Linked DNA regions of Mus musculus: regions 2, 3, 4 and 5 are each linked to region 1. Evidence: chromatin loops called from intact Hi-C (ENCODE). Cell type or tissue: left cerebral cortex. All regions are shown on one strand. Each heading gives the region's core, and the rest is flanking DNA. Links, peaks and the distances in the headings are about the cores only.

Region 1 (6,032 bases), core at 1,033-6,032:
ACTGTAGCTGTCTTTAAACATACCAGAAAAGGGCACCAGATCTCATTACAGATGGTTGTGAGCCATCATATGGTTGCTGGGAATTGACCTCAGGACCTCTGGAAGAGCAGTCAGTGCTCTTAACCGCTGAGCCATCTCTCCACTCCCCAGATCCCCCAAATCAGTTGTTTTGTTATCTCTTGTCCTCTACTTGGTAACAGTCTGACATTTGGGCCCAGTCTTGTTGTTGTCAGTGCTGGGGCTTGAATCCAGACCTATACACTTCAGGCTCAGGGAACTGTTTGTTTGCTTGTTTTATATATTTGTTTGTTTATTTAATATATGTGAGTACACTATAGCTGTCTTCAGACACACTAGAAGAGGGCATTGGATCCCATTACAGATGGTTTTGAGCCACCATGTGCTTACTGGGAATTGAACTCAGGACCTTTGGAACTTACTATGAAAACCAGACTGAACTTGAATTCATGGAGAGGTGCCTGAATCTACATTTTTTAAAAATCTTTTTTAATTATTTATTTTGCTTTTGCTTTTCGATGACAGGGTTTCCCTGGCTGTCCTGGAACTCACTCTGTAGAACAGGCTGACCTGGAACTCACAGAGATCTGCCTGCGTGGGATTAAAGGTGTGCCCCACCACTGCCTGGCAACTCTATTTTTAAACAGATTCTTCCCTGGGCCTGGAACTCCCTCATTGTTAGATTGGCTGGTCAGTCGGTGCTGGGAGTCACCTGTCTTGTCTCACAGCAGTGCTGGGGTTTCAGAGGCTTGCTTTGTTGTTTTAATCACTCTGTTGGGGTCAAAGGTGTGTGTCACCTTACCCTGCCAGATACCTGCCTTAATGTGGCTGCTGTGACTCCTTCCTCAGCAAGCACTTTACCCACGGAGCTATCTCCCCAGCCCTCCCTGGTTTTGAAATAAGGCTTCATGCAGCCTAGGCTGGCCTCTACTTTGTTCTTACAGTCAAAGATGAACTTTTTCTTCCTCTTTAAAAATTTTACCTACCTTTCTTTCTTTCTTTCTTTCTTTCTTTCTTTCTTTCTTTCTTTCTTTCTTTCTTTCTTTCTTTCTCTCTCTCTCTCTCTCTCTCTTTCTTTTTCTTTCTTTCTCTCTCTCTTTCTTTCTTTCTTTCTTTCTTTCTTTCTTTCTTTCTTTCTTTCTTTCTTCCTTCCTTCCTTCCTTCCTTTCTTCCTTCCTTCCTTTTTCTTTTTCTTTCTTAAAATTGAATGCTTCAAGAATTTCCAAGCACAGGGGCCTATGCTAACCTTCTCTGTATTGTTTCAATCTTTTAGTATGTATGCTACTATAACATGCCCCCCCCACTGCTCTCTCTTATTCTCTTATAATTTTATTTATTTATTTATTTATTTATTTATTTATTTATTTATTTATTATCTATATTTATTTATTGTTTTTTTTTTTTTCCGAGACAGGGTTTCTCTGTGTAGCCCTGGCTGTCCTGGAACTGACTCTGTAGACCAGGCTGGCCTCGAACTCAGAAATCCACCTGCCTCTGCCTCCTGAGTGCTGGGATTAAAGGCGTGCCCCACCACTGCCCGGCTTCTTTTATAATTTTGACCTTGAGATTCTAACCCTCCTATTCCCACTTCCTGACTGCTGGGACCATAGTCACCATACCTAGTTCTGTGCTGTGCTGAGGGCCTCATCCTATGAAACTAAACAAACCCTCTTGTCTGCCAAGTAAGCTAGATCCATAGTCTCCAATTTCATTAAAATCTAAACCTTTTCAATTCAACAGCAAATCCAAGGCTGAGGATGGAGCCCACGATGTAGCACTCACACAGTATCTGTGAGGCGCTGGGTTTGATTCTTCGGGTCTGGATCTTAATTTAGTCAACAATCCGCTATTAAATACTAGTAATATTTAAACACAAACTCACCACTCAGTGATTTGTATAACATCCGACTGTCCGCACACCGTTAAGAGATTTTTTTTTTCTCATTTTATAAATGTAGAAACTGAGCCATGAGAGAGTTCGTTTATGCAAATGTCTAATAAACATTCACTAGTTAGTTATTGGTGACTGCCCTGGAGCAGGTTACAGGTAAAGCTGGGGTTCCCCAGTAAGTTCCCTAGCAGTGCCCTGAGCTCAGTCATGTGACCTCCACCCCCTCTCATTTGGCTCCTCCTCTGTTCCCACCAGCCAGGTCTCCAGCTGTCCCCACACTCTCCTTCATCTGCCTGCCATACCTAACCTGTCACTAGGTCTCTGGTGCCTTCCTCTGAGATGGTCTCCCACTTCCCAGCTCTCTCTCTCCCGGATGGATACATAAGGCCTGTCTTCTGCCTCAGGTCTCATGTCCTTTTCAAACACCTGCTTCCCAGTACCAACATCAGATCTTATCCCCAGTTATAGCCTCCAGTGGATCACACGATAGCTTCCACAGTCTGCCCAAGGCCAGCCCCGCTTCCTCTCCACCCCATTACACGGCTTATAGGGTTTCGCTCGTGACTTTCCTGAAGACTATATATAACCCCCTTTTCTTTTTCTGATACTAGGGCTTGATCCTAAGGCTTCCCACATGCTAGACAAGGACAGTCAACATCACTCAACGTATAGAGTGCCTGGAAGTAGCCTGCTTCAGTTTTCCCGGTGACCCTTGCCTCTCCCCCTACACTAAGGAGCTACTATGAGGCAGCTTACTTAACCTGGCCATTGCGTTGTCAATTTCTTTCTGTTTTGTTTTCTGGGGGTCTGTAGCCCAGTCCTTAGTAATCCTCCTGCCTCAGCCTTCCCACTGCTGGAGATTAAATTTTGTATGGTTTTCTTTTTGCGGTGTAAGGAAAAAAAAAAAAAATCCAGGTCTTATACCCGCTGGGCAAGGTGCTTATGCACCACTGAGCCACACTTGTGACCCATTCAGCTACTTCCTCTGGAAGCTAGGGGGCCCTGGGGTGAAAGAAGGGACACTCAGACTGTTCTGCCTGTGCCTGTGAAGGTGGACTGAGGCAGCAATTCGATTGAGGAACAGGAGGTAGTGTGACAGATGGAGGAGCACCGCCGGCCTTTCAGTGACAGTCTGAGGGAGTGAAGTCTGAGCTGCGGAAGCCTAGGATCCGCGCAAGCCTGTTACTGGACGCCGCTGGGAAATCCCGGGCTGCCTCCTAGCGCCAACATGAGGAACTGCAGCAGCAGGGTGGCCCGCAAGCGCTCCTCCCCCGCCGCGCCGAGTCTCCGACAACGCCTCCTTGTGGAGGCTCAGGTGCCCAGGACTCCAGTTAACACTCGCGGCTGAAAAACCCGGAAGCACGTCATAAGCACGCGTCACGGGGGCGGGAGTCAGCTGAGCTGCCTGGGCGAGGTTGTGATTACCTGGGATCTGCTAAGGGGAGCCTATAATCTCTTGGGACTGGAGCTGGGGTGCAAAGCTGCGCCATGGACTAGTTGGGGCTCCTCGATCGTCTCGTCCTTCACAGAGAAAGCGAAAAGGGCCCCAGAATTTTTAAAAGGTTCTCAGGATCTGTCAGACGCTGGGGAAGCACAACTTGCAAATCCAGGACGACCGGGGTCCCAGTTGTGACCCCCAGCCCCCAGATCAGAGATCCAGAACTTGATTGCCATGGCGTCCATCCTGGATGAGTACGAGGACTCATTGTCCCGCTCGGCCGTCTTGCAGACTGGTTGCCCTAGCGTGGGCATCCCCCATTCTGGTAAGTTAGAAGAGGCCGCCTCTGCCCCTTTCTGTTATGGTAGCATTTACGGGGGAGAGAAGCTCTAGAGCTTGCAGCGTGTGTTTAGGATCTAAGCCCCAGGCCTTTCTTGTCTTGCCCAGCTTGTCATTGGTCGAAGTTTGAAAGAGCCACAGGAACAGCCTCGTGATCTAGGCCTTAACTCAAAGGTCCTTCAAAAGAGGGAACTTGGGCTCAGATAAGGAAGTACTTGTTACTTTTGTCTATAGGCTGCAGTTGGGAGAACTGAATATAGGTTCCAGGCTTCTGTGTCTTGTTCTATGGATTTTTTTTAAAGCTTTTGGAGTCTGTGTATGTGTTCGTTCCCACCAGACTTCATCTTGAGGTAGCAGAGGAGGCAGAATGAGCACTGAACTTGGTGGAACGTGAATGTTATAAGTGAAGGAGGGTCGATCCAAAAGGGAATTTTGTTACTGAACAGGAACAATGGAGATGATTGTCCCGGGGTAAAGCTGGCTGCAGTTTAGAGTGTAGGAGAGCAGCGCAGGGTTACCCACACTATGATGATATTGCAGCGGACTATCGAGAAAGCAACTGTAGCCTATGAACTGGACTGATAGGACTGGGTTCCCAGAACTCTCTACATACAATGGAGACTCACTGAACCATACTGTGTGGACAGCAAGGAAGGGACTTTAGTTTCTCTTGGCCAAAGACCATAAGGGAGAATGCCAAAACCATCCTCCCTGTACTGTCTCCCCCCACCCCCGTTACCACTGGGAACGTGCATATCATGATACAACCTCATCTCAGGCACAGAGAACCAATCCCTTACTACTGTCACAAGTGTGGGAAGAGCCCAGGACCCTTCCAATAAAGACAACCAGAAAACTATTTCATGTTGAACTCTTTATGAACCAAGACCCTGTGGGTAGGAATATACTTGGGAAGCAGAAGTATCAGCTAACACTGGGGTTTCTCTGGGTTTCTGGGTGCCTCACCCCCCTCTGGACGCCTTTTTCTCTTGTCTTCCCCACCTATAGGGTATGTAAGTGCCCACCTGGAGAAGGAGGTGCCCATCTTCACCAAGCAGCGGGTTGACTTCACCCCCTCGGAGCGGATCACTAGCCTCGTGGTCTCCTGCAATCAGCTCTGCATGAGCCTGGGCAAGGATACACTGCTCCGGTAGTATCTTTGGAGACTTTTAGCTGACTAGGGTCTTTTTCCATACTTAGCAAATGACACAATAGCTTTTCAGGAGATGCACTATTCCTTCCCAAAGAGAACCAGTGTGGTGGCTGAAGATCAGAGAGAACTATGTTCAGATTCCACCCATGCTGTTGAACGAGTCAGCTAATCATTCTGGTCTTTCAACAGGGGGAAAGGTGCTCTCAGCCTCCCAGAGTTAGCCACACAGATCATTGGGACAGTCTGGAATCCTGAAGTATGTCCGCTATTTGCCAAAAGTGTTGACAGCGTTGTTTATCATTTGGGATAAGCCATCTGGAATAAGACAGTTAGACCTCTGTCCCACAAGGATGAATCCCAGCACGAATAGTTATTAGAACAACGGGTGTTGGGATTGTGGCCCAGTGATAGAGTACCTGGCATTCCTGAGGCCTTGGGTTTGATTCCCGGCACTGCAAATGAAATGCTGTAGATAAGTGAGGCTGGAGTTCTGTTGGGAGAGTTCTTGCAGAGCACGCTCAGTCCTTGATTAGATACTCAGCATAGCAGAACCCGGGTATGGTGGTGCACACAGTGCTTGGGAGGTGGAGGCAGGAGGATCTCAAGTTCAAGGTCATCCTTGGCTTCATTGTAAGTTTGGAGAGCCTGTTTTAAACAATCAGACTTAAGTGTGTGGCACATGCCTGTAGTCTTAGCACTCGGGAGGCTGACAGAGGAAGATTGGGAGCCAGCGCTGTGCTGCATAGTGAGACCCCTGTCTCAGACAAACGAAAAAAGGAACAAACCTCTTAGAAACGAGTAAGATGACAATTTATAAGAAAGGCGAGTGTATACAAAGCCCACAAGCAGTGCACCCAGCAAGAACTTCAGGGATGGTCAGCCAGGAAAGAGCTTTCTTTGTAAGTGTGAGAACCCAATTTCAGATCCCCAGAACCCATGTAAAAAGCTGCACTCCGGCAAATATGTAACCCCAGCTCTGGAGTGCATTAGAGACAAGTGAGTCTCGGGAACTTGCAGGCTAGCCAGTCTGGCCAAATTGGTGAGCTCTGGATTCAGTGGGAGACCCCTATCCCAAAAAATACAGTGGGCTGGAATTTGCTTACATGCGCGAGAACACATACACACACACAATTAAATAAGATGAATATTTAAATTATATTCTATTCTGGGTGTAGTAGTACACACACATCTTT
Region 2 (6,032 bases), core at 553-5,552, 190 kb after region 1:
TGTTTTGGGTTGTGGTTGTTGTTATTATTATTATTATTATTATTTTGGCAGAGGGTGGTGCTAGGGATCAAATTCAAGGCCCTGAATATGTCTTCTATCACTGAGGCACACACCAGTCCAGTCAGAGAAATTTTTTTCTACTCACATTCCCTATCAAAAAAAAAAAAAAAAAAAAAGACTATGTCCAAAACTGGTTTGAAAACTGGAACATGGTTACAGGGGCAAAGAAACTTGCCTCCAAACCCTCAGGAACCCACATGGTAGGAAAATAAAGAAGACTCCCACAAGTTGTGCAAATTTTCCTTTGACTTCCACACTTGTGATATGTTATGTACATATACATACACATACTAAATAAAAGTAAGTGTGTGTGTGTGTGTGTGTGTGTGTATTTTTATTTAACTTGGTTTGAAATCTTTTCTTCAAGTTGTAAAGCAATAGTCCTCATTCTGTGGGTCTGACCCCTCCCATCACAGGGGTTGCCTAAAGCAATCAGAAAACAGATATTTAAATTACAATTCATAACAGTAGCAAAACTACAGTTATGAAGTAGCAATGAAAATAACTTTATGGGGCTGGAGACATGGCTCAGTGATTAAGAGCACCAATTGCTCTTCCAGAGGTCCTGAGTTCAATTCCCAGCAACCACATGGTGGCTCACAACCATCTGTAATGGAATCTGATCTTCTCCTGGGGTTTCTGAAGATAGCTACAATGTACTCATACATTAAAAAAATAGATAAAACATATAAAAAGAAAATAACTTTGATTGGGGTCACTTCAACATAAAGACCCATCCATATTAACTAACGGGTTGAAGCACTAACAAGTTTGAGAGCCACTGATATAAAGGAAAGAACACAGTAAACTAAAACAATCAAATTTAATCCCTTAAAAACAAAATTCATTTTAGAATACAGACAGATACCAGGCAAGGTGGCTCAAAGCTGGGACTGCAGAAAATCTGAGGATGCCGTGGTTCATACAGTAAGTTCCAAGTCACCTTGGGCTACAACATTATGTTACCCTATCTTACCCCTCCCCTACTCAAGAAGATAAGCAGATTTTACTAGGCACACACATCATTTACTGACAAAGATACACTCTTGAGAAATGTGACCTTGAGCTCTGAGCTATTTCTGTTGTCATGTAAACATACAGTGGGCTTATACAAATGCTCGAGGTATGAACTACTATATTCCTGGGCTATGTGGCAAAGACATGGTCCTATACGTAATTCCAAAATGTCACTCATGAGTACATAGTGATTATTCAGTACCCTGGAGGTTGGTTCCAGTGCTGCTCTCTCAAACGATGCACTGTTTGACATAATCCACACACCTCCACATAGGTTAAGTCACCATTAGGTTATGCTTAAATGTGACACTAGATAAGCATGATGAGAGTAGTTGTTTAGGGAATAGTAAAATGGGGGTGGTGTGGGAGTTTCTGTTCAGAAGTTATAACTACCACAGACCTAAGGACACAGCACAAAAGAGACAGATGTAAAGTGAATAGTGCTCAGACCAGTGCAAGGGAGAGTAGGACTTGTGAGCAGCTGAGGCAGCCCTCAACATAGTTTGCCTACACACCACTTCATTAGCCTGTTCATCAGAGTGCTGGGTCCAAAGCAAATTCAAGTTCTGCTTTTTGAAAAGTTTTGAAGGTTTTTAGACCCAAAGTTGGATAAGTACAAAGATGCGAAAGCCTATGCAAAGAACCACCAAATCAACAATCTCAAATGGTTATTTTATACAATGATGGTGCTTGTTAATTTCTAGCATAAAAGAAAACCAGATAGCCCATACCTTTATTATCCCATACTTTAATAGGAGGCAGAGACAAGAGAATTATGAATTCAAAACTACCCTGGCTCATAAAAAACCAGAATGGTGAGCTGAGACATTTCAGCATTAACGAGCGCTTACTGCTCTCTCATAAGACCAAGGTTAGGTCCCTAGCACCCACATAGTGGCTCACAACCACCTGTAACTCCAGTTCCAAGGGACCTGATGCTTTCTTCTAACTGGCCCCCATGGGCTCCAGCATACATATAAGTACATCATATACTCAGGCTCACATACATAAAACAAAATGTTTTTTAAAAAAGTAACAGCAATAAAAGAAAAGCAACAAAGTTTACATGCTATATCATACATAAATCTCAAACATGTTACATGAAAGCAGCTGGTAAAATGTGGGTACATATTTGAGCATGCCTTTAGGTAAGTCAGAAATGTCAAGCATAGCACATCTGCTGGGCAGGGTTGCACACCTTTAACCCCAGCACTCAGGAAGCTTAGGCAGACTGATCTCTGTAAGCTGCAGGGCAACCCACTCCACATAGTCAATTGCAGGACATCCAGACCTACATTATGAGACCCTGTCTCATTTAAAAAAAAAAATCTAAGACAGAAAATAGATTGTTACCAAATGTTGTGGGAAGAGGAAAAAGTGACGTTTAAGAAACTTCTAGACCTTCTTTTAAAGTCAATGTTAAATGGTGGTGATAGGTGTACAGTCTGCAAATACTGAAATTTTCTGAACTGTGCCTGATTCACTTGAGCTGCAATCATATCTGATAAAGATGTTACTCCTTCGGGGGAAAAAAAAAAAAGCCAGAGATGGAAGTGCAGTTATAATCTTAGCACCATGGACGCTAAGGCAGGAGGATATCAAGTTCCCGGCCATCCAGGCCAAAAACAAAAAACAAACAGGAAAAAGAAAAAAAAAAAAAAAAAAAAAGACACGACCGGAAGAAAGGAAGCATCAATAACCCACAGTGAAAATTAGGGATGTAAATCATGGATCACTAACTGGGAAAACTAAGCTGATCATCAGCGATGTTTTAAGGAGTTCAACCTCCAAATTCCTTCCCGAGTCCTAAGAAGTACAAGAATGTAAATCAAAGAGTCCTGAGCACAGTTGGTTCTGAACTAAAATAGTTAAACGCCTTCTTCGGCAATATCCAACTTCTAAACTGTAGGGGGCTTCCATCCTCCGTGATTACGGAAGTAGTACTTTTCATCAGCAAGCTCAAGAAGGAATTGTCAAAGTAAGATGACACTTGCTGAGACGCACTGCAAACGCCTCGAAAACCCAGAAGTGCTGTCACAGACACATTTCTAAGTCTGTGCACGTGTTAGCCTGTCCCCGTCTAACACCAACTAGCAACTTGCATCATTCGCCCGTAACCGTGGCTCGCTCCCCATTAAACTGATACTCTATCCAGTCCATAGATCTCATTCGTTTGAATTGACAGGTAGAACCCTCGTCCGGTTCCTGGTCCAGCCCGACAAGCCTCCGCCCTGCCCCTCCCCACTCCCAAACCCACACACGTGTTAGAGCGACACCGCCCCACCGGGTCCCACGTGCACCTGGCCTAACACTCCCCACGTGTGGGTGCTCCACGGGCTTCCTCGGGTGGCCGAGGTCACCCATAACCCCGGAGAGCCAGAGATACACGACAGGAGAGCCGAGGCCCAGGTCTCTGAGGTCCCAACCCTATGGGGAGTGTCCACACCCATCCTCTCTAACCCCAACAAACCCCAGGGCCGGGGGCGACGGCCCCTTTAAGAAGCGGCCCAGTCGTCGCCCGCAGAGAGGGGCGCACAGGGGCCTACACGACACCCCCTCCGTCCACCCGCCCACGTCTTCTCAACCTCACCTCGGGCCGAGGGGCCCCGCCGCCGCGGCGGCGGCGGAGGGGGGGCGGGGGGCGGGCGGGGTCCGGAGGGGGGGGTCGCCCCGCCGACTGTGGAGCCGCGCTTCGCTCTCGGAGGCCGAGGGACGGTGACTGCGTTGGACGGGAACGCTCCTAGCTCGCTCCCTCGGCGGCTCCTGGGACCCCAAGATGGCGGCGGCGCTGAGGCGGCTGCGGGCGCTGGGCCGGCGGCGGCGGCGGCCACTTTCACTCACTGAGAGGAGCGGAGCAGGGACACGGGGAGCCATGGCGGGGGGGAGGAGAGGCGCCATAGCCAGGCCAGAACAATCGAGCAGGTACTCGGCCGGCTTAGCCCTGCCCCGCCCACGCCCACTGCTAGTCGCTAGCCCGTGTCCGCCGACCGTGCCGCTACGGGCGGCCTCGTGCAGCTTGTACCCCGCTGCCGCCGCCCGACGCCCCGCGCGGACCGGGGTTCTGGGGGAGACCCTCATCTATACTATCTGAGTGCAGATTGGTCGGGGCTGGGACTGGCGAAGATTGCCGAAAGGCGACGGGGAGGAGGAGGAGGATGTCATCGCTAGAGTGAGCAAGCAGATCTCGCGGGAGGAGATGTCGCGAGAGCTCAGCGGCCCTGCAACTGCCACAGAAAGGTTACTTTTCCGGAAGTAACGTCAATGGAAACCGCCCAAAAACCAGGGACTCATTTTGGTCCTGCAGGTGGGAGGGACTGCTTGGCGTTGTCGCTGGAAGTTTTCTCCAGGTAGTGCTGGCCTACCCCGAGGCCAGCTCGGGCGGGGATGGATCCTTGTAAGAGCCAACTTGGAGACGTCTCCTGGTCGTCTTCCTGACGACACTGTCCCCCTTCGGCCCGAGACCGTTGGCACGAAGGCGCTTTCACCTTCCATGCACTTTCCATTTCCCCAGTGGGGTGAGTCGCCCTGCCCACACTCGAGCAACCGCAGAGCTGGGGCGGGCGGGGCGGGGCGGGGCGGTTGTTTCATGGTTATTTTGTCTGGGTTTGGTTAATAGCCCAGGCTAGCTAGCGTCAAGCTCGGGGGATGTCTCCTGCCTCAGCCTCCCGAGGACTGAGGTTACAGTGTGCGCCATCATGCAGTCTTCTGCACTTAATCCACTCGTTTCCAAGACGTATATAGAATTGTTGGACTTCACCCTTTCGTTTTCTGCAAGAATCGCTTGTTTAATATTATCTGTTTTGCCTGTACTGTGCCTTGTGCAACTCCAGTTGGGTCCAAGTTGCATCCTTTGGAACTGAACTGCTTAAAATTAAAGTCTAGAAAATGATTATTTAAAAAATGTCTTGTTTTTTTTTGTTTGTTTGTTTTTCGAGACAGGGTTTTTCTGTGTAGCCCTGGCTGTCCTGGAACCGCACTTTGTAGACCAGGCTGGCCTCGAACTCAGAAATCCGCTTGCTGGGACTAAAGGCGTGCGCTGCCACGCCCGGCTCTTTTTTTTTTTTTTTTTTTTTTTTTAATGTTTCTTGGCCTCGATATGCTTTAAGTTCAGGAGAAAAAGTGTCCGTAAACAAGACCTTAAATGTTCACAAAGTTTAACAGTAACACTTTATAAGAGGGTCTGGCTAGACAGCTCAGCAGACACAGTCACTTGTCACCAATTCTGATAACCAGACCAGAACCCACATGGTACAAGTAGAGAGCTGACTCCTGCTTACTGTCCTCAGACCACCACATACATGCTGTGGCGTGTGCGTGTGATATATATACACACAGGCGATCTTTTTAAATTACAAAAATAATTCTGCAAGAATCAAAGCAAGTAGAAAGAAGCCCATCTTTTTTTAAAGAGAGAAGACAAGTGGAAAGAAGAACTCCAGAAAGCCTTGTGTTATTTTGCCAAAATAGCCTGCTCAGTACTGATGCAGAGATCCTGTTTCGAGAGGCATAAAGCCTGATGTTGCCCTACTTCAAAATTGGAAGGAATCGCAAATGCTCAAAAATGGTTCCCTCACCACGAGCTTGGCTTCAGGGAGGACAATTCGGAAAAATTGTCCGGATACGCTCCCCCACATATCAGCTGCCCAGTTGGGCAAGGTGCCACCAGTACCCACGAAGGAAAAAACCAAAATGGAATTACATGGATGTGTTCTCTCTGTTCCACTTCTGATCAGTTTCATTGTAACAGTACTAGCCCTGTCAAGATAATCGATCCCAGATGAGAACTGTGTTTGCCTCCATTTCACTTACCCAGCACCTCATTTGGGCTGATATTCTAGCACTCCTGAACACTATCCTTAGAGCTGAAACCCAAAGGCCCCATCTAGTGTGACCAGTAAATCCTAATAGACTAGACACAAATGGATCTGTCCCTACAGTAAATCTTACGTGACTGG
Region 3 (6,032 bases), core at 583-5,582, 250 kb before region 1:
TAGGAACTTGGGGGTGCAAGTGTGGTCCTTTCTGGCAATAAGGCCAGTGGATACCTGTAATTTCAGCCAAAAAAATGTATATTCTGGTACACAGCAAAAGTGCTTTCCAGGTAGAAAATACCTGGTTTGCCTAACTCAATATCAATGTCATCTGACATTGACTGCACTGGGATCTAGTTACAAAGCTCCACATATGGCCTGGTCTACGTACACTTACTAGGAAACTATGTGGCAAAAATCAACTGACGTTTCTCAGGGGCAATCGTGGTTATGACTCATGGTGTCTGTGATTAGGTCAAGCTGAGTTTGTACAAACTCTATGAAGCAGAAACCCTGCTGATGTATAAGTTTCTCTGGATAAAATGCTACCCTCGTTGTAAGTTTCTTCTTTTTCTCTCCCTAACTTTGTCTCTATTTGTCTTTCTCTGTCTGTCTCTGTCTCTGTCTCTCTCTCTCTCTCTGTCTTCTCTCTCTCTGTCATATCTCCAGTTAAAAGGTGCAAACCAGCCCTCAATGTAAATTTCTTAATAAGGCAACATGCTCAAGAGATAGTGTTTTCTTTTTTAAGCACTTCTGCTCTATGGTATTCACAGCCAGTGTAAAATCCAACCTCTGTTTTAAAAAGCAGGTAATTAGGAATCTGGCATTCAGCATAAAGATTTCTACAGCTTCAGGTATCTCAGTCTGATCTGTAGTAAAACCACACGGACATCTTCTGTCCTTCACTTCATTTGGTGAGACTTTTTTTTTTCATTGTCTGAATACCTTTTTATTTTTAATTAGGTATTTTCCTCATTTACATTTCCAATGCTATCCCAAAAGTCCCCCATATCCTCCCCCCAGAAATTTTTGTTTATAACTTTGAACTCTCTATTTAGTCAAAGATGACCTAACAATTCTGGTCCTCCTATGTCCACCTCCCTTTGTGGGACTTTTGATATATAGAAGCATTTAGATAAAAATCATCTCTTGATCTTCTCCAGAAGGCTAATGCATAAGAATAGTCTAAGCCAACATTAACATTTTGTATAGTAAACGCCCATGAGAAAGTTCATGCTCACATACTTGAACTGGACTAGACACTTGTCCTGTTTTTAGACACTAGCAATCAAATATTTACATTTTTTGGAGAAATCCCACTGTGAAGAATAATGGGATTACTGACTATTGCCAGGCACTCTGTAAAATAAAGACAGATTTAGTCCCTCTTGGAAGTTTGGCTCCCTTGTAGGATTCCAGATCTTGAGATAGGATCACAAAGAGACTGATATATTTAGTGATTTTCAAGGGACAAAGGGTTGTGGGGGCAAAGAGTAATTGGCACAGCAGCAAGTCTCACAGTGGCAGCATCCCAAGTGGGGTTCTTCTCCAGCAACAGATAGTTTTCAGAGGCCTTGCTTGCCTTGATTTGGTCTCTTTCCTCAGTCTATACTTCAACTCTTTTATGAATCCTATGAAGTACTAACATCCTCCCAGTAATCCCTGCTCTGATGAAGTTAGCCAGTGCAGTTTTCAGCATTTTGCATTTAAGAACCCTAGCAGGCTAGGGAGATAAAGGAAGGGCTAGGCTCAGTTGGTAAAGTGCTTGTCATGCAACATAGACCTCAGTTCGATCCCCAGAACCGACATTAAAAAGGTGGGCATTGCAGTACATGCTTGTGAGAGGCCCTGTCTCATTAAACAAAATGGACGGCACCAGAGAAAGGTCATCTGAGGTTGACCTCTCACCTTTGCACACACTCATACATACAAGTGCATGCAACTGGCACACACATACACACATAAGACCTTGGCAATAAAATTTTGATCCATTTGAAGTTCTAATGTGCAAGTGGTTCTGGATAAGAGTTCATGGAAGTCAAATAGGCAATCTCTAGTTCTTTTCATGCTGTTAGCAGGAAGGGCAGGTGTGAAAAAAATTGCTTCTGGGGAGTATGTCTATAATACATATGTACATATACAATTATATATAATATGTAATATATAATATATATAATAATAGCTTTATCAAGGTATGTAACATACTATAATATGCAGCCTTTAAGTCATACAATAGCAGTACTGGGTATACTTAAATGAACGAGTGCTTGATACTCTAGGATTCTCCAACACTGTCCCTCAAAAGTAAAAGCAAAGTAGACAAATTGGTACTAATACAGTCATAGCTGTAGCAACTTTCATTCTGATTGGTACTTTTTTCCTGCTTGTTTGCCTTGTATTCGTTTTTTAAAACAATAATAATTACTATTCTTTTGCTTGTCTGCTTTTATTTTGAGACACACTCTTGAATAACCATAGAACTGAAACTCCTGATGCTCCTTCTGAGCTACAGGTGTGCGATACCTTGCGGGCTCTGCCTCTTTTAAGTACACTTTTAGGCGTTTTTTACAGACCCAGGAAAATAGCGCTTATCTATTTGAAATGTGTACCATCATCTCCATTCAAGTCTTTTATGTGGAGCACTCCCGAAGATTTCCTTTAGGAAATACCATCTGATCTCTTCAATGAGTCTACCTGTGACCTTGGGCATAAGGGTACTCCAAGCAAGGACTTCCTCAGACACCTAACTCTGAAAACAACTCACTTTTCCCTTCTTGCAAACCCGCCTCTGTACTGGGATCTTCCTGATTGGTTGTTACCTTGTGACGCCATCAGATTGCGACCCTGAAGCGGCTAGCCGTGCTGTCATGTGGCGGGGTGTCCCGGGCTGCCTACGGGACATTGTGCAGTGGCAGGTGGCGCTCTGGTCCCACAGCTTTGTCCGGACTTGGGGTAGCTGTGGGAAGGCGATGACTGAGGCACTGTCTGCGCAAGCCGAGGCAGCGGGCGGGCTGAAGGCTTTGGTTCAGCCAAATGGAGATGCTGGTAGCAACACGAGCGGAGAGCCGCTCCTGGAGCGCCTGGAGCCGGCGGCGGTAGGGAAGCAGGTCCCGGAGAGCGGGGACCAGGCCCAGGGAGGCGAAGGGCAGCTCCCGAGCAACGGAGAGCAGACCCCAGCTCCAGTCGCCGACTCAGGCAAGAGGAAAAAGCGGAGGGGCGCCACTGGGGAACGGGTCGTGCCGCCTCCGAAGAAACGGCGCACCGGGGTGAGCTTTAGCGATGAGCACTTCGCAGAGACTACCTACTACTTCGAGGGCGGCCTGCGCAAGGTGCGGCCCTATTACTTTGACTTCCAGACCTACTGTAAAGGTCGCTGGGTGGGCCGCAGCTTGTTGCACGTCTTCAGCACCGAGTTCCGATCCCAGCCACTGTCTTACTACGAGGCCGCTGTCCGGGCAGGACGCCTGCATCTCAACGAGGAACCAGTCCAGGACCTCAGCATCGTGCTCAAGGTGGTGTCTGATGGAACTAGCTTTGAGAAAAGGAGGGAAGGTTTTGGGATTTTTTTTGTTTGTTTGTTTTCTCAGACACACCTTATAAGTATGGGAGTAAAGTGATGGTAATTCAGAAACAATCTCATTTTCTCTTGGTGCTCTTTTAGTCCCCGCTTCCCACAGCCCCAAGTAGGTTAGATAGCCTTCCCACGCTCCAGAACTTAACCTGATCATCCTTGCCAGCAAGGCTGTTTGTTTCCAACAAACAAAATGGAAATTCTCATGTTCCTTTAATATCTGCCTTGTGGCAAGGGCACTGCCTACTTTCTACCCTGCATGATATATCTCTGTACAAATAATAATAGAGACCTCATTTATGTGTTCTTAACTGTATCAGGAACAAAGTTAAGCGTTTTGTGCACTCTAACATTAAACTCAAGTGGCAACTTTGGGGAGTTTGCATTGCTTCTTCTCCCCTTTGTGACCAAACTGAACCTCAAAGTAAGGCAACAGTACGATTCCCAAAGTGTGCGCTCATATTAACACTGAAACTCGTTTCCCATGTGTATAGAATTAGGAAGTCAGGGATAGATACTAGGCAGGTGTTTTGTTTTGATTTATTTATTTTATTTTAGTACACTGCAGCTGTCTTCAGACACACCAGAAGAGGGCATCAGATCCCATTTCAGATAGTTGGGAGCCACCGTGTGGTTGCTGGGAATTGAACTCAGGACCTCTGGAAGAACAGTCAGTGCTCTTAACCACCGAGCCATCTCTCCAGCCTTTTTTTTTTTTTTTTAAATTCAGTGAGACTACTATCATTAACACTGGCTCACAGAGATTGTAAGGAGAAAAGGAGAATTTCAGGATTTGGAAATAACCTTCCCCATACAGATTTTGAAAACCATAGGTTTTTAAACCAAGTCCTAGAGGCGTTAAAATGACTTGCCCAAGAGTATGTAGTGAGCTTGTATCAAATCTGTGTGTAGAGCCTAGAGCTCTGAACTTGTGTTGTTTGTTCGTAACTAGTAGAGGTTGTCTCTCTATTTAAAAGACATTTACTTTCAAATATATTTCTGTCAGGATGGTGAGATGTTCAGTAGGTAAAGGTCCTTGCCACTAAGACTCACAACCTCTTGTCTCTGCGTGTGCCGCTGTTATGCATGTACACACATAAATGAATGTAATGAAAAATCTTAAAATACAACTTTATTGTAAAGAGTATATAAAGAAGCAAAAATACTCATTCTCACCACCAAGAAATTCAATCAACTTTGTATATTTTTCAAAACTAGCTGTATGCCTGTGTATATTTTTACAAAATGAGATCTTACTACACCCACTTCTTTTTCTATTGAAGGCTTTACTGTGACCGTTCCTCTGTGTCAGTAAGGAACTGAGGAGCTGGGGTGACTGACTATCTATAGGTTGCTGGTCCCAGGCTGATGTTGCGTATGTTTTTGACAGGACAATGATTTCTTGCGGAACACAGTGCACAGACATGAGCCACCAGTCACAGCAGAGCCTATCCACCTGCTAGCTGAGAACAACGATGTGGTTGTTATAGACAAGCCGTCCTCCATTCCTGTGCACCCCTGTGGCCGCTTCCGACACAACACGGTCATCTTCATCCTAGGCAAGGAGCACCAACTGAAAGAGCTACACCCACTGCATCGGCTGGACCGCCTCACCTCAGGAGTGCTCATGTTTGCGAAGACAGCTGCAGTCTCGGAGAAGATCCATGAGCAGGTTCGGGATCGGCAGGTGAGTCAGGCTTTTGCCTGCTGTACACTGGAACACAGAGGAATCATAAAGTAGATTGAGGGGCATCTACAACCTTCCTCTTTTGAGGAGGCTCAGCACCTGAAGTTCCAAAGACAGCTATCCTGTATGCTTCAGAAGGGCTTTGGAGATGGCCCTGGTAGTTTGCTGTTCTGGAAACATTAAACATTGTTAAGATTTTGAAGAGAGCTCACTTAGTAGGATAAAGTTGAAAGAGGTGCAAGTAAGATTCTTACTGGTGGTGATTATGCTCTGCATCTGGATCATAATTCGCTCATTGAGCACACGCCAGACTTAATCCCCAACACATTAGAACCCAATTTATGAAACGCTTATGGTAGCCCCGTGAGGTAAATGTTTTCTCAGTTCATATTTTCTTTTTAAAAGAATTTCTATTATGTATTCATTTTAGTTTATATGAGTGTTCTGCATGTGTATGTGTATGTGTGTGTGTTCGTTTGCGCACGCGCGTGCACACATGCCCCTGCAGAGGTTAGAATGAGAACAGCTCTCCTGGAACTGGAGTTAGGGATGGTTGTGAGCCACCATGTAGATGCTAGGAACTGAACCCAGGTCCTCTGGGAGAGCAGCAGGTGATCCTAACTGTGGAGCCATTGCCCTGACTTCATACTTTCTAGATGAGATATGGGATGTATAGAGTTTAAGTAACTTACCCAGGTGGTGAAACTGACAACGCTGGTGTTAGAATTTGAATCTTCCTCTCTCAGATACACTGGTGTACCTGAAGAGAGGATTTAGACTCTGTATTCACTTTGGACTGACTTTTTCCCCTTTCCTCCTGTGCAGCTGGAGAAGGAGTATGTATGCCGGGTTGCAGGGGAGTTCCCTGACAAGGAGGTAATTTGTAAGGAACCCATCTTAGTGGTGTCTTACAAGGTAGGAGTGTGCCGTGTGGATCCCCGGGGCAAGCCTTGT
Region 4 (6,032 bases), core at 375-5,374, 250 kb before region 1:
TTCCAAAGACAGACGAGGAACTGCTCCGAGACCTGGTTGCAGAACATCAGGCCAAAGAAAGCCTGAGTATGCTAGATCTCTGTGAGAGTGACCTGACGCCAGGGCTCATAGACTCGACAGCTCCCTCTTCAGAGTTGGCTAAAGACAGCCTGGAAGGGTTGGCTACAGCAGCCCAGAAGATAGATGGAATAGCTGAGGCAGCCCCTCAGCATCTGGACACACCAGAGAAGGCAGCTAAAGCAGATGTGACTCAAGAAACAGACCCGCTCTGTGCCGAGTGCCGAGTGTTGCGACAGGATCCCTTGCCCCAGGATCTCGTAATGTTCCTGCATGCCCTCCGCTATAAAGGGCCAGACTTTGAGTACGTCTCACCCATCCCAGCCTGGGCACGGGATGACTGGCAAGAAGACTGAGGAATGTGACCATTGGAAAAATGGCTTCTTGGATTGGAGCAAGGATGGGCCTTGAGACAGGGACTGCTCCCATTGGTTGATACTCAGGTTTGGAGAAGAGCAAGGTTTCACAGTAAGGAACCTTGCTTGTACCTGCTGCTACCTCCTTCCTTCTGGCTTGTTGGGGCTTTCAGATCTGTACATAGATCATTTTTTTCTAACACCTTGTATGTCCATTTTTACTGGTTTCTTACGATCCCTTCCCTCTTCCCCCCAGTGCTTAGGATAGAATCTAGATCCATTAGAAGGCAAGTGCTCTACAACTGACCTCCAAGCCCCTTAGTATTTCTGAGTTTCTCTAGCTCAGGCAGATCTTGAACCCTGAATCCTCCTACATTGCCTCCAGAGCGGGAATACAGGTATGAAACACCATGCCTTGCTTTTTTTTTTTTTTTTTTTTTTTAATTGAGATAAAATTCACATAGCATAAAATTAACCGCTTTAAGATAAACACTGTTGGCATTTACTATATTCACAAACTAGAGCAACCTTATCTCAAGATTTCAAAACATATTTCTCATTCCTACAGGAAACTGTACAGCACATTCTTCCCTTTTTCTCTCTCTCAACTCCTGGTAAACAGTTTATTCTTTATTCCACAGGCATGGACTCAGACAATCTGTGTCTTTTTCTTTTTTCTTTTGTTCTTTGTTGTTGTATGTTTGTTTTCTGAGACATGGTTTTGGTATAGCCCTGGCTGTCCTGGATCTTGCTCTGTAGACCAAGCTGGTCTTGAACTCACAAAGATCCACCTGCATCTGCCTTCTGAGTGCTGGGATTCAAGGAGTGTGCCACGCCCCCCAAGCTACCCAACACTTATTCTTTTCTGTTTGTTCTACTGATCATCTCTCTCCTAGTGCATGTGATATAATTTCTCACAGTGGAATATACTCTTTTTGTTGTGTTGTTTATTATTTATTCTGGACATAAAATCTTAACAAAAGAATTAACAGCCCAATTACAAAATATCCAAAAATGATTCTGGTTCTCTCTCTCTCTCTCTCTCTCTCTCTCTCTCTCTCTCTCTTTCTCTCTCTCTCACACACACACACACATACACACACACACACACACACACACACACACACGGTCTGGTTAAGAGCACTCATTGCTCTTTGAGTGGCTCACAACCACCTGACACCCCAGCATTAGGGGACCCTTCCCCTCTTCTGGCCTCTGCCAGGGCTACATAGTGAGACTCATGTCTCAAAATAACAAAGACGGAAGCAGTGCAGTTAACAAAACTAACATGTTTTAGAATGGCAGATTTCCTGGAGTCAGGACTGTTACCACCAGAGCACTGACTCTGTTATGATGCCTTGCCTTCCACAGGTAAGCACTGTGCGTGATCACGGCTGTCTTTCCACTCCAAATGAGCTCTTCTCTCATGTGAAGCGCATTCTTATTTTCAAAACCACATTTTATCAGCCATTAGCCACATCAAAATAATTGGAAAATGTCTGTCTATTGCTAAAGCTGCCTCTGTGTGTATGTGGGGCGGGGGGGGGGGGTGGAGTGGGAGAGGGGAGTGTACTGAGACCCTGTGTCAAACAAAGAAAATAACACACACAGACATTTTTGTAAGCCTTGAATCTGGGGTAACTCCTCTCCTCCTCCATCTTTCCTGCTCTCTCTCTCTGTTTTTCTTGAGAGGGTCTTGTTATGTAGCCAGGATAGCCTCAGAATCACTAAGTATCCCAGCTGGCCTCACACTCAGTTTCTACTTTCTTAAGCTTTCCAATTGCTTGAGTTATAGACAGCCATGTACAAGCTTGCCTTGAAGTTTTTGTTTTTGTTTTTAAATCCCAAATGGTAGAATTAAACACATGCACTGCCACTCAGGATTTTGAAGATTTCTTGTGTATAATAAAACATAGACTATAAGCAAACAAACATACAACCATCCATTGCAATTCTTTCAGCGCTACGTCTTAAAAGAGTTGTTGATGTATAACCATCCAGGACTGTGGCGCATCACCAGCTGACAATTCTTCCCTGATAAGTTCATAATCAACAGAGGGAATGAGTCTTCCTGAAGCTGAATCTAGAGGATTAAGACCCATTTTTTAGCACTTAAGCAGTAAATGCTGTTAGTCTTAATTAGGTATTTTTGTATCAATCTTTTCTCATGGTCTTCCAGGGACTCGGGGTTGGAATATCCTGTAATAGTTCAGGATAGTGTGAAGTAACCTTGCTGTTGATTTGAGTGCTTTGAGCAGGATTTAAAGGGTAAAAACATGAAACCTCCTTCTCACCCAAAGCTGGAAGTAGCCACTGATCCAGTAGATGGCGCCTCTCACTCTTTTATCAGTCTCTTCCCTTTCTGTTACTAATTCAAGTAATTTCCCCCTCCCGTTCTTTAAAATAAAGTGGTATTGTTGATTATTTTCACTCCCTTAGAAAATGGGAGCCAAGTACTGGTAGTTATGAATCAGGAAATCATCAGGAGAGAAAACCCTGGTATTCTCATAACAAGCCTCACGGTAATTTCATGTGAGAGTAAGAACTAAACACCCTGACTTACAAAGGCATGGCAGCAAGAGGTTCAGGAGTGAGCCTCTTGAAACTGGATACCTGCATCACACCTGCCAGGCTCAGAACATATGGGAGAAGACTGGGAAAGAAGGGAAGAGCCAGAGGATAAGGAGGGGTGCCTTAAAAAGTCTGTGGGGAGTGGCTGGGTTGTTGCACCCGTGCAGCAGTAGTTACCTCTGCAAGCCAGGCGCAATTCTGAGTCCACTGTCATTTAAACATGGGTGAGGGAGGGGCTACTGGCAGTTAATGGTTGCTGGGAGATTGGATGCCATTTTCTTCAGTGATCTAACTAATGAAAAGTTGCACAGCTTCTGCTGTGCAAACTGAGACTGAATCAGAGATGGATATCCATTGGATAAAGTTTTAACCAGTTTTTCTTCAACATGAAACATAGAACGACAGTCATTCAGACAAAACAAAAACACACAAACTGACACATGGTCAGACTGGTGCACCAAGGACAGACAATGCAGAGAAGGAAGGAACTTGATGTAACCAGAACTAAGGATGCCTACTGTAGGGGCCAGAGAGGAAGCAAGAAGTCTCCCGATTTCCTTCTGTCCCTGGGAGAGCTCTGAAATCCATTTTCCTTCACTTGATCTCTCTCATGTCATTTGTATATCTAGCATCTCCCTTTTGTTGTTTTTGTTTTTTATTCTTTTTATTTTATCTTATTTATTTTATTTTAAGCCCTACTCCTTTCATCGGATACAGTTCTTGACTACAGACAAATGTTTGTTTAGAATTTTCCAGCCCCATTTTCCACTGTCAACCTCTAGCTGATATCAGCATTGGGCTGACGCTGACTCAGTTTAACCTGTATCCTTTTTGCACCATTAAAATCAACAGCCTTCAAAAGATGAAATTTATAGCATAAACATTAATGCTGTATGTTGCTTACCGTGTAGGATACCATCTTCTTCATTTTCTGTGGAGCTTCACCAAGAATGTCCCTCAGTCGGTCTTTCCATAATCAGATCCCTCATTTGGGTGCCACCTGTAGCCGCCAGCGGCCATGGGTTACTGAGTTCCTGAAAGGAAAGCTGGGGATGGATGGGAAGAGCGATGAGAGAAATAACGAGCCAAGACAAAGTTCTCTGATCAAGGCTCAATGTTTAATTCTAAGATCTGAAATTTACAGGGGGGCAAAAGCCATTCCTCACTTTGCCAGGACCTTGTCAGGAAGACAAGCTCAGCTGCTCAACACGTAGTGACTTCGTGCAGGAAGCTGCAGATGGTAGGACAATACACTTCACCTAGGTTGGAAGACTCTACCTGAGGTGGGCTAGCCGATTGTTGCAAAAAAGGTCTGAACTAGCCCACTCAAGGCTGGGGGAAGGGCACAATTTCTACACATAGAATAAAAATAAATAATGAATTAAGAATAACTAACAAGGGGGCTGGAGAGATGGCTCAGCGATTAAGAGCACTGACTGCTCTTCTGAAGGTCCTGAGTTCAAATCCCAGCAACCACATGATGGCTCATAACTATCAGTAATGAGAACTGACACCCTTTTCTGATCTATCTGAAGATAGCTACAGTTACTTATTTATGATAATAAATACATTTAAAAGAAAAAAAGAATAACAGGGCTGGAAAGATGGCTCAGCGGTTAAGAGCACTGACTGCACTTCCAGAGGTCCTGGGTTCAATTTCCAGCAACCACATGGTGACTCACAACCATCTGTAATGGGATCTGATGCCCACTTCTGGTGTGTCTGACAGCTACAGTGTATTCATATAAATAAATGAAAAAAAAAAAAAGAAGAAAAAGAACTAACAATACAATACCTACCTGCTTTTTTTCATTGTGGTTGATGAGACTCTCCACTATATAGCCCGGGCTTGTATTCCTCCTATTTCAACATCCTTAAATGCTTAGGTTACAAGTGTGTAGCTGCCCCTCCTCCAGCTTCAACTATCTTTTATTTGTAGAAACTAGACCCAAAACAAGCCATCAAATCCTAGAAGCTGGTAAAACTCAGGAGATGGGCCGGGCGTGGTGGCGCACACCTTTAATCCCAGTACTCGGGAGGCAGAGGCTGGCGGATTTCTGAGTTCGAGGCCAGCCTGGTCTACAAAGTGAGTTCCAGGACAGCCAGGGCTATACAGAGAAACCCTGTCTCACAAAAAAAAAAAAAAAAAAAAAAAAAAAAACCAAAAAAAAAAAACCCAGGAGATGAGTGAGAGCAGACTGATGGATGCGGATGGGGATGTACAGCACGCAGGGGTAGGGATGCTTGTTGATGAAAATGACTTCTGTCCTAGTTTCTTTTCAGTTATGATAAAGCACTCTCACCAAAATCAACTTATGGAAGGAAAGGGTGTATTTCAGATCATAGGTTACAGTCCAACCTCTAGAGAAGGAAGTGCAGGAACTTGAAGCAGAAACTATGGAGAAATGCTACTTGCAAACCAATCAACCAATCAAAAATACATATACATATTTATGCTCAACAAAAATATTTTTAAAATTGTGGAACCAAAAAAAAAAAAAAAAAAAAAAGCCGGGCGTGGTGGTGCACGCCTTTAATCCCAGCACTTGGGAGGCAAAGGCAGGTGAATTTCTGAGTTTGAGACCAGCCTGGTCTACAGAGTGAGTTCCAGGACAGCCAGGGCTACAGAGAAACCCTGTCTCGAAAAACCAAAAAAATGAATGAATGAATGATGGTTCCACAATTTTTTATTTTTTGGTTTCTGGAGGCAGTTGGATCTTTGTCTCAAAAACCAAAACCAACCAACCAACCAACCAACCAACCTACCAACCAAAAATTCACATATATACTTATACAAACTTATGCTCGACTTTTTTTAAAGGCAGAGTCTCACATAGCCCAGGCTGACCTCAAACTGACTGAATAGTTGAGGATATCTTTGAACTGATCTCCAAGGGCTGAGATTACAGATGTGCCACCACACCCAGATCCTTTTTTATTAAAGTCTAATGGCAGGTCTAATAATGACCATAGTTTTTGTTTGTTTGTTTTTCTGGGTTTTTTGTTTTGTTTTGGTTTGGTTTGGTTTTTTCGAGACAGGGTTTCTCT
Region 5 (6,032 bases), core at 340-5,339, 80 kb before region 1:
ATAAAACTAAAGCGAAAATAAAAATTTAAAATATAAAATAATTTGTTTGTTTTTAAGATTTATTTGTTTAATTTATGTGAGTACACTGTTGCTGTCTTCAGACACACCAGAAGAGGGCATCAGATCCCATTACAGATGGTTGTGAGCCACCATGTGGTTGCTGAGAATTGAATTCAGGACCTTTGGAAGAGCAGTCAGGGCTCTTAACCCCTGAGCCATCTCACCAGCCCCCAGATCTGCTTCTCAAGAGGTAGAAGCACAGAAAGTATTGAGGAATTAGGCAAATAACAATAGAACTAACCAGCGCGGCGGCATGGTGGCACATGCCTTTAATCCCAGCACTGGGGAGGCAAGTGGATTTCTGAGTCCGAGGCCAGCCTGATCTACAGAGTGAGTTCCAGGGCAGCCAGGGCTATACAGAGAAACCCTGTCTCAAAAACAACAACAACAACAACAACAACAACAACAAAGACTATAACAATAGAACTAACTGCAGACTGGTGTAAAGTGCTGTAAAGGAGGGAGTCAGCTGCTATGAAAGAGAGTGACAGGCAAAAAGACTAGGTTGGAGCTCAATAGGACATCTGCCTAGCAAAGTCCTAAGTTCATATCCCGCATAGGGGTTGAGGAGTAACAGACAAAACTTCACTGAGGGGGCCAACTAAACTGAGTTGGGTTCTTTTTAAAATATATGTCTAGGGCTGGTGAGATGGCTCAGTGGGTAAGAGCACCCGACTGCTCTTCCGAAGGTCCAGAGTTCAAATCCCAGCAACCACATGGTGGCTCACAACCATCCGTAATGAGATCTGACTCCCTCTTCTGGAGTGTCTGAAGACAGCTACAGTGTACTTACATATAATCAATAAATAAATCTTAAAAAAAAAAAAATAAAATAAAATAAAATAAAATATATGTCTAAGTGTATGTGGGAGTATGTATGCACATGAGTGCAGATGTCTGCAGAGGCTATTGACTACAGATGCCCCAAACTCATATCCTCTGGAAGAGTATGCTAAGTATTGTGAGCCTTTTTAACTGCAAAGACATCTCTCCAACCACCCCATCCCCCTCGTTGTTTATATATATATATATATATATATTTTTTTTTTTTTCCCGGAGCTGAGGACCGAACCCAGGGCCTTGGGCTTGCTAGGCAAGCGCTCTACCACTGAACTAAATCCCCAACCCCGTTTATATTTTTTAAGTAGGGTCTCTGTGCTGTTTTTTTGTCTGAGACACACACACACACAATAATAGAAAGAGGAGGAGGTGGTGGAGGAAGAAGAGGAGGAGAAGGAGGAAGAAGCAGCAGGTGGTGGTGGTGAGGATTATGATTTGGGGTTGGAGAGCTGGCCCAGTCTGTAATGTGCCTGTTCTGTAAGCAGAGGATTTGAATTTGGATCCTAAGCATTCAGGTAAAAAGCCTGGATCCCAAAAGCAGGGCACGGGGCATCCTAACATTTGGGAGGCAGATTTATCGCTGTGAGTTCGGAAAAACTAGCCTGATCTACATAGAAAGTTCCAAGACAGCCAGGGCTACATCAACTTTTCTTCGAGAGAGAGAGAGAGAGAGAGAGAGAGAGAGAGAGAGAGAGAGAGAGAGAGAGAGAGAGAGAGAGAGAGAGAGCGAGAGAGAGAGCCGGGCATTGGTGGCGCACACCTTTAATCCCAGCACTTGGGAGGCAGAGGCAGGTGGATTTCTGAGTTCCAGGTCAGCCTGGTCTACAGAGTGAGTTCCAGGACAGCCAGGGCTGCAAAGAGAAAGCCTGTGCTTTACGAGTATTTATTTCTACATCCATTTTTGACTTCAGCCAAATCTTCAGGAAGCTTTCTGAGCAGGATGACCACAACTTTACTGAAGAATCCAATCACCCTGATTTTCTGCCCCAGAGCACTCTTTCTGACACTCAAGCATTGGACAAGCAGTCCAGAAGTATAAGAGCATTGATAAGATCTCTTGCTGGGCGGTGGTGGTGCATGCCTTTAATCCCAGTACTGGGGAGGCAGAGGCAGGCGGATTTCTGAGTTCGAGGCCAGCCTGGTCTATAAAGTGAGTTCCAGGACTGCCAGGGCTATACAGAGAAACCCTGTCTCGAAAAAATAAATAAATAAAAAGGATCTCTTCCCCCCCCCCACCTTAAACACGTTAAGACAGCTGACCTTAAACTCCACAAGAAACTGAAGTTGACCTTAAATTCCTGATTCTCCTCCCTCCAGCGCCCAAGTGCATTACAGGCTTGGATCACTATGCCCAGCCCGGTGGGCATTACTTTTTATCCAATGAACTCCCCTGCGTGTACTGTCACTATTGCCACCACAATCTAAGAGTAAATAACAGAAACCTTAAGTACAGCACTTGAGATAAGTGGACCCCCACACCACCTGCTTTAACCTTCTGATCCTCTTGTTTAACCCGCTAAGCAGCACGCACTGACAACATTGGAACATCTGATACTTAAAAAGAGGAAAAGAAAACTGAGGCCTCTAGGTTCTAGGCCTCAACGTCAAATCCAGAAAAAGAAGAGGGGCTGAGGGGAGGAGTTAGAGCCTAGAGACTTTTCTTCCTAGGATCCCCCTGAAGTTAAAACAGACTAAAACCAAACACCTCCAGACAGACAGGTAAAACGTTCAGCGTACAAACTGATGCTGCGCAGGCGCAAAAAAGCAGGCCTGGGCTCTCAGGTTCAACCGGCCTCCAAACAGTGTGGCAGAAGGGACAGCACGGTCACACAGTTCAGAGTTCTCAATGCCTCCCTCCCTAACCCAGTCCTCAAGCCTTTCAGGAAGTGCCCGGAGGCCCCCTTTTTAGTCATTGGCCGTCCCTCGCTCCGGGTCCAGGATAGGGCGGAGCATAGAAAGCCGGAGCCAGGCGCGCGCCCTGACGCGAGGACCGAAGAACTGCTTTGCCTATCAAGTTCTCACCTCTTTGTCTGCCGCCTTCTCCTCAATGCCGAGCAGCGCGTACAGATCCATTTGTAAGAGCTCTTTGGTCACCGCCATGGTTCTAGTCCAAACTTGAATTGATACTACAACTCCCAGGAGTCTGAGCGTGTGCGTGGGCGCGGGGCTTACTCGCTCCGAGCCGGCCCAAAAGCGCGCTAAGCCTCCTGGGATGATGCCTTCCGATTCTCGTCTGACTGGCTGTGGAGGAGCGCGCTGCGGAGAATGAACTACGACTCCCAGCATGCCCCACTCCGCTGCCGCCCCGCCTTGGTGAGTGCAAAGTCAGAATTCTCCGCGCTGGGCCGCCCCTGGACAGCGCCGATGGGCGTGTGGGACTGGGCTGCACAACCTGAGGGTCTGAGAGGCCTACCCTGCGCTGGTGAGAGGCTAACCTACCAATTCTGCAGCGCCGAGAACTGCTATGGAGAGCAGGTGCTACGGCTGTGCTGTCAAGTTCACCCTCTTCAAGAAGGAGGCGAGTGTACTCCCAGAAAGCCGAAGGGCCAAGGGAGGACGCGGGGCGAAGGGAAGGGAGTTGCAGGCTAAAGACCGTTTGACGGCTTCTTTTCAGTTGTGTGGTTTTGATGAAGTAACCCGGTTAACCTCTCTGTAAAGTGGGTCGGATGCCCACCCGTTTCCGGGTTAAGATGATGGTCTGATGAGGTTCAGTGAGGTAAAAGCACTTCCTGCAAATCCCGATGACCTTAGTTCGAACCCCAGGACCCACATGGTGGAAGGAGAGAACTCCTGAAAGTTATTCTCTGATCTCCACACACATGCCATGATATGCATATGTCTGCACGCATACACTCACAAAGAAATAATGTAAATTAAGAAAATGTAAAGTAGCTTCGGTGAGGTGCTGTAGCTGAAAAGACCCTAGAAATTGTAAAGTTTCCAAAAGCTACACTTTTTTTTTAAATCTCCACCTACATTCTATCCACTCCCCTTCTCTCCATCTCTGTCTTTAAAGTCATCCCATGCATGCCGGTTGCTCTCTGTTCTGAAACCTGCCCCGTCCACAGCTTGCCCTTTTCTCCCCAGGGCACAATGAAAAAGCCTTCTTCTCAACCACATTCCCCTTGTGAGCTGCAAGGGAAGTAAATGGGACGAATTCATGGTGTATAGGATTGGAGCACTTACATATCAATTTTGGTGTCAGAGTTCAAATTTCAGCTGCCCTGTCTTATTCAAAGAATGATCTAATTGAACGGTCATGTAATTTCACTGGCCCCTGTTAAAATAGAGATAATACTGGTGGGCATCAGGATCAAATATGATGACGTATGTAAGTGATGATGGTTATAACAAATGATGAATTTTAAGGTGCAGGCTTAGTGCCTGGCACACACTAAGTACTTAATAATTGAAGCTATTGTTACAACCCTATCCTGAGGCGAACCTCCCACCATCTCTACCAGAACAGAGAAAGCACGGGATCTGCACCCAACTCTGATTCTTTTTGTTGACAAGCCAGGGACCTGACACACTGGGCCTTGTTTGTCTTTGCACTACACCCCCATGGTAAGAAATTGAAAATGGTAGAAAGCATGTGAATTTTGCCTGAAGTTTTATCTAATTTGAATAAGACTCCGGAAACAAGGAATTGCTGAACCCATCTCGGCCAGAACCCTAGGGATACCACTCTTCCTCCTTCCTTCAAAATCTGGTCACAACTTCACTTCCTTCTTTCTGTGAGTGCTTAGAGGGTCTCAGAGAAGAGCCATCGGGGCTGGGTGAGACATGCTTCCTCCTGCTTCCTGTTTCTTATAGTATGGCTGTAAGAATTGTGGCCGAGCCTTCTGTAACGGCTGTCTTAGCTTCAGCGCTCTGGTACCCCGGGCTGGCAACACACAACAGAAAGTCTGCAAGCAGTGCCACACAATCCTGACCAGGTGAGAGATGGGCTCTGACAAGGGTTCAGACAGACATGACAATAAGCATCTGGTCAGGCCTTGTGGCCTTGTGCGCCCTGGCCAGAGGTCTGCCTGGGAAGTATTTGGGGTAGAAATTACCAATGGGAAGGAGGGCAGGACTTCTGACACCATTGTCCTCTGATGTCCTTTCTCCAGAGGGTCTTCTGACAATGCTTCCAAGTGGTCACCACCTCAGAACTATAAGAAGTAAGTGCTGAGAAGAAGACAAGTGGGGCTGGGAAGAAACAAGGACACCACTACCACATCTCTCCTTCCAGTCTCCAGAGCAAATGGGTGCAGGGCAGAGAGAATGCCCACCTCCAGGCTCCTGGCTTCCCTCTTGGATCCTGAAAGCTGCTCATTAACCAGTTATCAGAAAAGGCATTTGGGAGCTCCTTCCCTGTCAGGCATACCCTCCTGCTGGTCATCTGGGTTAGGCTGTGGTACCACATGAATAGAGGCCACAGAAGATGGCCTGTAGAGGCCCAGATTGATTTGAATGGGTGCCATCAGTCTTCTCTTTAACCTTAAGGGTCTCTACCTCATATTCACCCAGGCGTGTGGCAGCCTTGGAAGCCAAGAAAAAGTCCAGCACTTCCCATAGCCAAAGCCTGACCCACAAAGACCAAGCCATCGCTGAGCGCCTAGCACGGCTTCGTCAGGAAAACAAGCCTAGTGAGTGGGAGTGGGCCAGGGGACCTTTAAAGGCACATACCAGAAGTGAGGTCTGAGCTTCCTCTGGCCCTTACAAATCTTCTCCCTTCCAACTGCAGAGTCAGTACCCTCACAAGCCGAGATAGAGGCACGGCTAGCCGCACTGAAGGATGAAGTCCAGGGCCCCATTCCTTCCACGCAGGAGATGGAGGATCGGCTTGCAGCCTTGCAGGGCAGAGTCCCACCTTCTCACACCGTGAGACCGGTGAGTGTGTGGCTTAGAAGAAAAGGATTTCCTAGGGTGAGCACCCTTCACAAGCCCAGATACATGTATGATCCTGTGCTTTGCAGGGATTGGTAAAGCCTCCCACCCCTACCTCCTGAGCCTTAAGCCTGCTCCTAAGCCAAAGAACAAAGGCCAAGCAGCAGGACTGAGTGCGTCAGCAGAGTGGATACTCAGTCCTGTTGGGAGCCGCCAGACCGACTCACCTATGTGGACTTGAATTCATCCCTTTCCTT

What was found. A loop is a pair of places that touch in the nucleus more often than their neighbours do. Peaks named below come from ENCODE experiments on the same cell type or tissue, not always from the same donor. Only the 100,000 strongest peaks of a DNase experiment are listed, where the experiment ranks them.
Region 2: a loop joins it to region 1, with 8 times the contacts of the local background. A loop is called at or near these places in 2 of 42 quality-filtered maps.
Region 3: a loop joins it to region 1, with 2.7 times the contacts of the local background. A loop is called at or near these places in 15 of 42 quality-filtered maps.
Region 4: it touches region 1 in a loop (2.4-fold over the local background); 15 of 42 quality-filtered maps call a loop at or near these places.
Region 5: a loop joins it to region 1, with 5 times the contacts of the local background. A loop is called at or near these places in 5 of 42 quality-filtered maps.

Annotation. Positions count from the first base shown.
Region 1 is chr2:119,285,459-119,291,490 of GRCm38, forward strand. Vps18 (VPS18 CORVET/HOPS core subunit) reads left to right here and starts at 3,284. Exons shown (of 5, transcript NM_172269.3): 1 at 3,284-3,672; 2 at 4,695-4,836. The coding sequence starts at 3,582. In left cerebral cortex, for the core only: a CTCF peak has its summit at 3,172 (motif pointing left); DNase peaks (open chromatin) are centred at 3,191 and 3,679; H3K4me3 peaks cover 1,914 bases; H3K27ac peaks cover 978 bases.
Region 2 is chr2:119,473,712-119,479,743 of GRCm38, forward strand. Ino80 (INO80 complex subunit) reads right to left here and starts at 3,976. Exons shown (of 36, transcript NM_026574.4): 1 at 3,668-3,976. In left cerebral cortex, for the core only: a CTCF peak has its summit at 2,985; DNase peaks (open chromatin) are centred at 3,271, 3,999 and 4,272; H3K4me3 peaks cover 2,779 bases; H3K27ac peaks cover 1,911 bases.
Region 3 is chr2:119,032,137-119,038,168 of GRCm38, forward strand. Rpusd2 (RNA pseudouridylate synthase domain containing 2) reads left to right here and starts at 2,654. Exons shown (of 3, transcript NM_173450.3): 1 at 2,654-3,332; 2 at 4,782-5,078; 3 at 5,904-6,032. The coding sequence starts at 2,688. In left cerebral cortex, for the core only: CTCF peaks have their summits at 2,741 and 3,952 (motif pointing right); DNase peaks (open chromatin) are centred at 2,680 and 3,225; H3K4me3 peaks cover 1,249 bases; H3K27ac peaks cover 566 bases.
Region 4 is chr2:119,038,347-119,044,378 of GRCm38, forward strand. It overlaps Rpusd2 (RNA pseudouridylate synthase domain containing 2), which reads left to right. Exons shown (of 3, transcript NM_173450.3): 3 at 1-3,852. The coding sequence ends at 413. Among named protein-coding and RNA genes, the nearest start is that of n-TSgct7, 5.5 kb to the right of the region's middle. In left cerebral cortex, for the core only: a CTCF peak has its summit at 2,747 (motif pointing right); a DNase peak (open chromatin) is centred at 2,726.
Region 5 is chr2:119,205,766-119,211,797 of GRCm38, forward strand. Dnajc17 (DnaJ heat shock protein family (Hsp40) member C17) reads right to left here and starts at 3,030. Exons shown (of 11, transcript NM_139139.2): 1 at 2,923-3,030. The coding sequence starts at 3,000. It overlaps Zfyve19 (zinc finger, FYVE domain containing 19), which reads left to right and starts at 2,955. Exons shown (of 11, transcript NM_028054.3): 1 at 2,955-3,418; 2 at 4,717-4,838; 3 at 5,016-5,066; 4 at 5,416-5,534; 5 at 5,633-5,778. The coding sequence starts at 3,365. In left cerebral cortex, for the core only: no CTCF peak of the experiment used is centred there; a DNase peak (open chromatin) is centred at 3,124; H3K4me3 peaks cover 1,984 bases; H3K27ac peaks cover 1,301 bases.